Linked DNA regions of Homo sapiens: regions 1 and 2 are each linked to region 3. The links are chromatin loops, found by intact Hi-C in ENCODE. Cell type or tissue: B cell. All regions are shown on one strand.

Region 1 (2,500 bases), 94 kb before region 3:
TAATGGTGGATGCAGAACTTCATGCACTTGTCAAATCTCACAGAACTGTACAACACAAAGTGATTCTTAATGCAAACTATGGACTTGAGTTAACACATCAACGTTTTTCAATAAGCATAAAAATGTTCATTAATTGTAGCAAATGTACCAAACTAATGCAAGATTTCATCAATGGGGAAACGGTGGGGTTAGGAAACAGGGAGTATGTGGAAACCCTGTGCTTTCTGCTCAATTTTTCTATAAACCACAAACTTCTCTAAAAAACTAAAGTTGACTAGTTTTAAGAAATTAATTTTTAAAAATTAAATTAGATAATAGATGAAATTGTGTTAGAGCAGTGACTGACACATAAATAGCCTAAAAACATAAACAGAAGGAGACAAGTATGTGCTATGTGTAGGTGTCAGGATACATCAATAAAAACAATAGTTAAAGGGCAGGTGTATCTCATTGTACATCAGTCAAGGATGTGCATATTTTGGGCTGAAGATAAAAAAGTGTTCATAATCTAGAAAAGGATTAGGAAGTCAAGACATTGAAGAACCAGAAAAAATTATGTCAGACGGAGGAAAAATCCCAGTAACCGTTTCCTGGGAAATCCAGGCTAATTTGAGGAGGAGCTGTTTAAAGTCAAAAATGGAAAGAAATTCTTATAAAGACTGAACCAATTTAGGGTAGACCTTGCCCTCTAACCTCCCTCTCTACAGCTGCTATCTGCCATCATCCCTTCTCTTTGCCCCCAAGGTCTGGAGATTGTAAGTGTGTCAAAGTCCTCAGGTACACAACTGATTTGGAACTGAACTGGAACCATGGGTTCCAACAAATAGGAAAAAGTAGAAGCTGCCATGTCGTAAACTTTCATTAGGCATGGCATATGGTTTTAAGAAACACTTAAAGTATCTGTTTGGTCTCTTAATATTCTTTCAGTTCATGGTTTTATAAATTTTGGTGTTTGTCTATCATCAATTTAATTGCGTTTAAGAATAACCCAGACTGTACACTTTAGTTGTTCAAGTGCTTCCCTCTAGTGGTGATACACATGTACATCACTGTAAAGGAAGGAATAGGCTACATTGTCTAACCTGAATATTTTGTGGGTTTGTTTCCAAATTAATGTGGCATGTACAGTTAAATAGTTTCATGACTAAAAAAAAAAATCTGAATTTCAAAGTAATCTCTTGGGAATTTGGCAAATACTATCTGGCCAGGTGATCATGTACCCTGACTTGATGAAATATGTAAGATATTATTTTCCAAAAGACATATAACCGCCTTCTAACCATAAGAAAAATATCAGATAAACCCAAACTGAGAGTCACTCTATAAAACACCCAATACTCCTTAAGGCTGTCAAGGTATGAAAAACAAGGAAAGACTAGAAACTGTCAGAGACCAGGGGATGTTAAGGAGACATGTCTGTTAATGCAATGAGGTACAGGTGACTAGACTCAGGACCAGAAAAAGAACATAAGTGGAAAGACTATTAAAATCCAAATAGAGTATGGCATTTAGTTAATAACAATGTATCATTGTTTCTTAGCTGTGACAAATATTTTGTGAGTAATGTATTAAAAATAGGAGAAACTGGGTGAGGAATTATAGGTACTATCAGCAAAATTTTGTAACTTTTTGTAAATCTAAATATATTCTAAGATTGAAAAGATATTAAAATTGACATGTTCTCTCAAAGAGCACATCAAAACTTTTCTCAACCTACTTTTCTTTTCTTTTCTTTCTTTCTCCCTCTCTCCCTCTCTCCTTCTCTCTTTCTCCCTTCCTTTCTTTCTTTTGCATATTCCTTTAAGTCCTCTCTTCCCAGGATTCTAATATCAAGTTCGTAATATTTTTAACTAAATTCTGTAACTTCTTGCACAACTTTGTAAACATATTAAAGTCATTTAATTTTACATTTAAAATAGGAAAATTTTACAGCATGTGTATTGTATCTCAAGAAAGTCTTAAAATCGGTACATTCTATCAATTGATTCTAATTTCATCTTCTCATGTTACTGCTCTTTAAATATTGAAACTATTCCCTTCCTTCTTTTTTCTCTTTTTTTGCATTCTTTATTTGAGAGGGGGATGTCCTTCCTTTTGAAGAGAAATTTTTAAGTCTTTACATTTCATTATTTGAACAGTTTCTGTAATTTCACTGTCAGGTCATTATCTCATAGACACGTCCCAGAGTCTGAAAACACTTCCACATTTGTGACCCATTCTGAATGCAATATATCAATTGATTCTAAAGTGAAAGTCTTATTTTCAGTTTCAAATGTTATTTCTAACATAAGAGAACAACATTTTCCCTTCTTAATAATACAGTGCTAGAAATTGACGGAGAAACATAATACAGTAGGTTGAGCATAACCTTTAGGCTCAAAGTCAAAACATTTACTTGCTATATTATTTCAGAAAAAGTAAGAGTCTTGATATGGTTTGGATCTGTGTCCTCACCAAATCTTGTGTCAAATTTGAACCTCTAATATTGGAAGTGGGGCAT
Region 2 (2,500 bases), 670 kb before region 3:
TATATAATAATCTAATTTTAAAGATGATAAAAGTAAATTGATAGCAGTGATGATAGCAATGTTTTCTGGGAAAAAAATGAAATAGTACTTAGTAACTCTTCGTTTTTGTATCTTTTCCTATAATCTAATATGAAATATGTAGTTATATACATACGGTGAAAATAAGAGGGTAATGATAGCACATTTTAAATATTAATAATATTACATTAAACAATTATTTTTAAAGTCATAAAAATAGGATAATCTTTAAAAATATTTTGCTTCTAGTTATTCTGGTGTTGTGTCTGATAAGTAATGTTTTGATTATTCTTGGAAAAAGGACATTACAGGTAATTAATAACTTGTTCCCCTAACAGTCAATATAGGGAAATGGTTAAATGCATGTGCCTGGGAGTGAGAAGGAGCTACCCCCACACCCCAACACTGCTAATGAGAAATTATGTAACGCTGAGGAGGTCCTCTGAATTCCTCAAACCTCATTTTCCTTAATTCTCACGCTGGAATAACTCCTTCAGTGTTTGTCAGTGTCCGCTGTGTAAAGCACTCAGCTTTACGTCTGGCACAGAGAAAACATTCAGCAAATAACAACAGTGAATTTTACTTTTGTGAATAGCAATAGACAATGTTCCCGTCCTGCTCACTATGTACCAGGCAGTGTTCTAACGGGTGATGTGTCTGTGCATGTGTGTTCTCTGTTAACTCTCGGAACCAGTGTATATTTTACACTGCTTTACAGAAAAAAGGACATAGACCAATTAGTTTTCCCAAGGCTCAAAGGTTGTCAACAATGAAGCTGGGAGTTGAACCCAGGTGAGTTGGCTTTCAGAATCACACACTTAACCACTGCACTATGCAGTAATTACTGCTGAAATACCAATAAAGACATAGAAGGCATGAAACGAATATAAAACTACAACTACTTAACAAAATGTAAATACCCCATGGCATTCTTTCACTGTACGTTGTCATCCATGAGTCAAGATTAAAATGCTAAATAAACTATGCAATAACCAGTTTTTTATCTTTAATTAGCCACTTGGCCGATAGGTGGCACTAAATAAATGTATTAAGAGAAATACTGAGCTAAACAAAACTGGCATTATTCCGCTGCTCACCTTGATTTCAAAAACAACAATGACAACGTTGCACAGTAACAAAATTTAAATAAAAATATAAATGAAGAAAATTAAATATATATATTTTCCTCAATATTTACTTATTCAAATTTTATTGACTTTTTTTTTGTATTTATAATGTATGGTATTTTTTCTATAAATTTATGTCCCTATATAAGTCATGGACTATTATGGTAGGAGTTAATCTACTGTATTTTCTGAAAGTAAAGACTTGTGGCATCCTCTATAAAAAATATTAACTCAATCGATATCAACCCATCAGTCTGCTCTCTGAAAGCTATTGCATAGTGAATGCTTATTTAAGTGATTTCAATGGAATTGAATATTCTTAAAGTTGAAATTCATTTGGACCAGAGTTGGTGAAGGTTCCAGGTAGTTTCTTCCTGAAACATGACTTTTCTGTTCCAATAAATTTAATGTCATGGAAAATGCCCTGCTTCCAATGTTTGAAATTCAAATGCAGGGGTTAGAAACAAAACAGCCCTTCCTAACTGCTCTTAGCTGCTCTGAAACTTTGTGGGGGAACAAAGCCATGTCTGTGGTGATCGGGTTCCATCCGTCCATCTACCCAGTGGGTAAAGTGCACTTGAAGCCCAGGACAAAGGCAGGTGAGCTCATGCAGGCTTTTAAGATGGGCCAAATGAGGTGTAAGACTGACAGAAAGATTTCAGTCACTTCTCGTAAGAATAAGTGTTTGACCTGCATATAATCACCAAAAGTCATTTCTGGACCTCAATGCTGCACTCTCTCACTTACTAGATGTTACCAACTGAATCTTCCTCCTTCTCTCTCTTCTCCCAAAACCTCCTTCAGGGAGAGTACTGTGTGTTGTGACAGTGTGAACTTCTAGTTTCCACCCAAACCCTTTCATTTTGGGTTCTCTGGCTTCCCATACTCCACTGAGATGGCAATCTTTAATTTTAACAATGATGCCATTATTATCAACCACAGGAAGAGTTTCTCTACTCCTCAGTGTCTGCACAATACTACAATGAAGACCACCCCAATACATCCTCACTGATATGGTTTGGCTCTGTTTCCCCACCCAAATCTCGAGTCGAATTGTAATCCCCACATGTCAAAGGAGAGACCCGGTGGGGGGTGATTGAGTCATGGGGGCAGTTTTCCCCATGCTGCTCTCATGATCGTGAAGGCATTCGCATGAGATCTATGGTTTAAAACTGGCAGTTTCCCCTGCGCATGCTCTCTCTCCTGCCATCATGTAAGATGTGCCTTGCTTCTTTCTTCTTCACCTCCTGCCATGACTGTAAATTTCCTGAGGCTTCCCCAGCCATGCAGAACTGTGAGTCAATTAAACCTCCTTTTTTTAAAAAATAAATTTCCTAGTCTCAGGTGGTATCTTT
Region 3 (2,500 bases):
TGTCCTTTCTGTTCTCAACAGTTTCCTTTCTACCATATCCCTCCACTGTCATATTTAGGAAACACTAATATTCTTCAAATTAACTCATTTTTAACAAGTGCTTATTCTTCATATACGTGTTCTCACGGATTTGACCCAAAAAAAGTTGATGCGATAGTGTCATTTTTTTTTTTTAATGAGAAAACAGAAGCTCAGGGGCATAAGTAGACTGGCTATCATCTGCTTCTCAATGTAGAAGAGCTGGGAGGCAAACAAGCATGATTCTAGAGATTGTGGTACATCTGCTGTTAGGTTACGTATGTCCAGGGCAAACTGTACTGAAAAGGCAGTTCAGAAATTCCAACATAGCAAGACCAATCTAATATACTTTGTCAATTTTTTTCACATACGGTAGCAAAAACTAAAGAAACTAGGGTAAGGAGTTGGGCAAAACAAAATAAAACAAAAAAAAACAACTAGGGAAAGAAAGAATAAAAGTATCCCCCCTCTACCTCGAAGTTTTAATACTAAACTTAAATAATTTGCTTAAACACTAGATTCTAATATTGTATTAGTTTTAAGAAAATTATTAATGATTTATCTTTCATATGTAATTAAAAATAAATATCATATTGCTAGTGTCATGAGATCGGCAGTATCTTTTATATACTCTTTAATGAAGTTTCACGTCCTGGGGTCAATAGATTGCTAAAATGTATTGATAAGGCAATAAATACTTGAGGGTTCAGTGTGAAACAAATACACAGAAATCCTCTGAGAAACAGAGATAAATAAAGTAAAATGACTCACTGGAGAACAATTCTTAAAAAGATTACTAAAATATGTTAACTGATATAAAGAAAGTAAAAACTATTAAAAGAGAATTTTTTGTTATCAAAAGGTTTATACATGTTGTCTTAAAAAGGCAAAAGAATTGAGATATGTTACAAATTTTCTTATGTACTATTCGTCTACTTATGCTTATTTACTGAACTTTTAAAAATACTACATTTCCTTCTTTCCCACTGACCAAACTGCTATAAAGAGGTTATAGATTGATTATACAAATAATGAGTTGGATGATTTAACAAATTTGATTTTTTTCTATTATTTCACTAAACATAGACTTTTACATTTGAATTATTATTCAAATGAACTGAACCTTTTTGAGCATAAACCAACATTTTTCTGATTTCCCAGAAATCAACACTGCCACCCAGTGGTAGCAAGTTTTATTACAGTATCACATCCTCCCTGAATAACTATTTATCACTTATTTCCAGTCTCAATTGCCTTTTCAGTAGAATGAGTTTTTAAAATGCTTACCTATGAGGCTGGTCATTAGTATCAAGTAAGATTAATAATGAGATCATTCATAAATGTTACAGACATGTTAACTTTATTTGCTTTTGTGACTGGTATTTCTGGCTCTACTACTTTCTTACTGTGTTCTGCTCAAATTAGTTCTTACTTAAAAAATTATATAAAACCAGATAAAATAGCTCCAAATACACGAATAAGGCATATTTTAAAATTTGAATCTTATATTTACATTTATATCAATTTACATAGTTAAATTTTCAACTAATGAACTTTGAAAAGTTATTTTCGTTTTAGTAGCCTCTAACATCTAATTTTAGCAAATACTGAATTAAAATTTATAAGACTAGGAATTGTATATCTCTTTTTCACTATTGCATCTCTAATATCTAGTACAGCACTTTATATATACTTACGACTAAAACATTTTTAAAATAATCTAATTACATATACGAATTATTCAATTTATTTTAAAAAAAGTATTCTGAGCAGTGGGCATATATGTTTAAAACAACATCAGAAAAATGGGCGTATTTGTTTGGGTCTATTACTGGCTAGGAATAATAAGGGATAAACTTACCGTTTTCCACAAAACATTCCTGAAAAGTCACATTAACTAAACTGTTTTGTGATAAACAATCATAATCTCACAATCAGTTGTTGCACTATGGAAGTCGGAATAAAAGTCCATTCATCTTGAGTAATATCAAATGGAAGTCATTTTTAAGAACAGGTTAATAAAAATTGCTCTGGGGTGGCGGAGTGCGTGGGTATGGGTGTGTTTTCTCCTTAACATATTCTTATATTGCTGGTTTAGAGTAAGAACTCCACTCACGGATTGCCTTATTTTTACCTAACCCCACTTGCTAATAATCTCTGTTCCCTAGTCTGTATGATATATATTTCCATCTCAAAGGTGATCTTAAAGGAACCAGGACAAGTGAACAATATCAGGAAGGATTTTTAATTTACTGAATTTGCTGAAAGTATCAGCAAAGCATAATTACCATGCACCATCTGCTGAGATGTAAAAACAACTTCATACCCAGATGTTATGACAGTCAATAGAAACAAACACTGCCTCTAATAAAGTCGACTGCATGGATCCTACAGCCAGCATTATGTTTTCTATTGATTTTGTCAATAAATTAGTGTGAGTAAACGGTTAACAAAACCTTTCTCCCTCTTCAGATAAAAAATG

What was found. Peaks named below come from ENCODE experiments on the same cell type or tissue, not always from the same donor. Only the 100,000 strongest peaks of a DNase experiment are listed, where the experiment ranks them.
Region 1: it touches region 3 in a loop (4-fold over the local background); 23 of 110 quality-filtered maps call a loop at or near these places.
Region 2: a loop joins it to region 3, with 20 times the contacts of the local background. A loop is called at or near these places in 35 of 110 quality-filtered maps.

The regions. Positions count from the first base shown.
Region 1 is chr13:108,320,932-108,323,431 of GRCh38, reverse strand. No RefSeq gene overlaps it. Among named protein-coding and RNA genes, the nearest start is that of TNFSF13B, 52 kb to the right of the region's middle. In B cell, CTCF peaks have their summits at 635, 835 and 1,041 (motif pointing left); a DNase peak (open chromatin) is centred at 1,001.
Region 2 is chr13:108,893,954-108,896,453 of GRCh38, reverse strand. The region is part of intron 14 of MYO16 (myosin XVI); the gene reads right to left. Among named protein-coding and RNA genes, the nearest start is that of MYO16-AS2, 210 kb to the left of the region's middle. In B cell, a CTCF peak has its summit at 1,042 (motif pointing right); a DNase peak (open chromatin) is centred at 1,033; H3K27me3 peaks cover 440 bases.
Region 3 is chr13:108,226,546-108,229,045 of GRCh38, reverse strand. The region is part of intron 1 of ABHD13 (abhydrolase domain containing 13); the gene reads right to left. Among named protein-coding and RNA genes, the nearest start is that of ABHD13, 9.4 kb to the right of the region's middle. In B cell, CTCF peaks have their summits at 985 and 1,186 (motif pointing left); a DNase peak (open chromatin) is centred at 1,205; H3K27ac peaks cover 389 bases.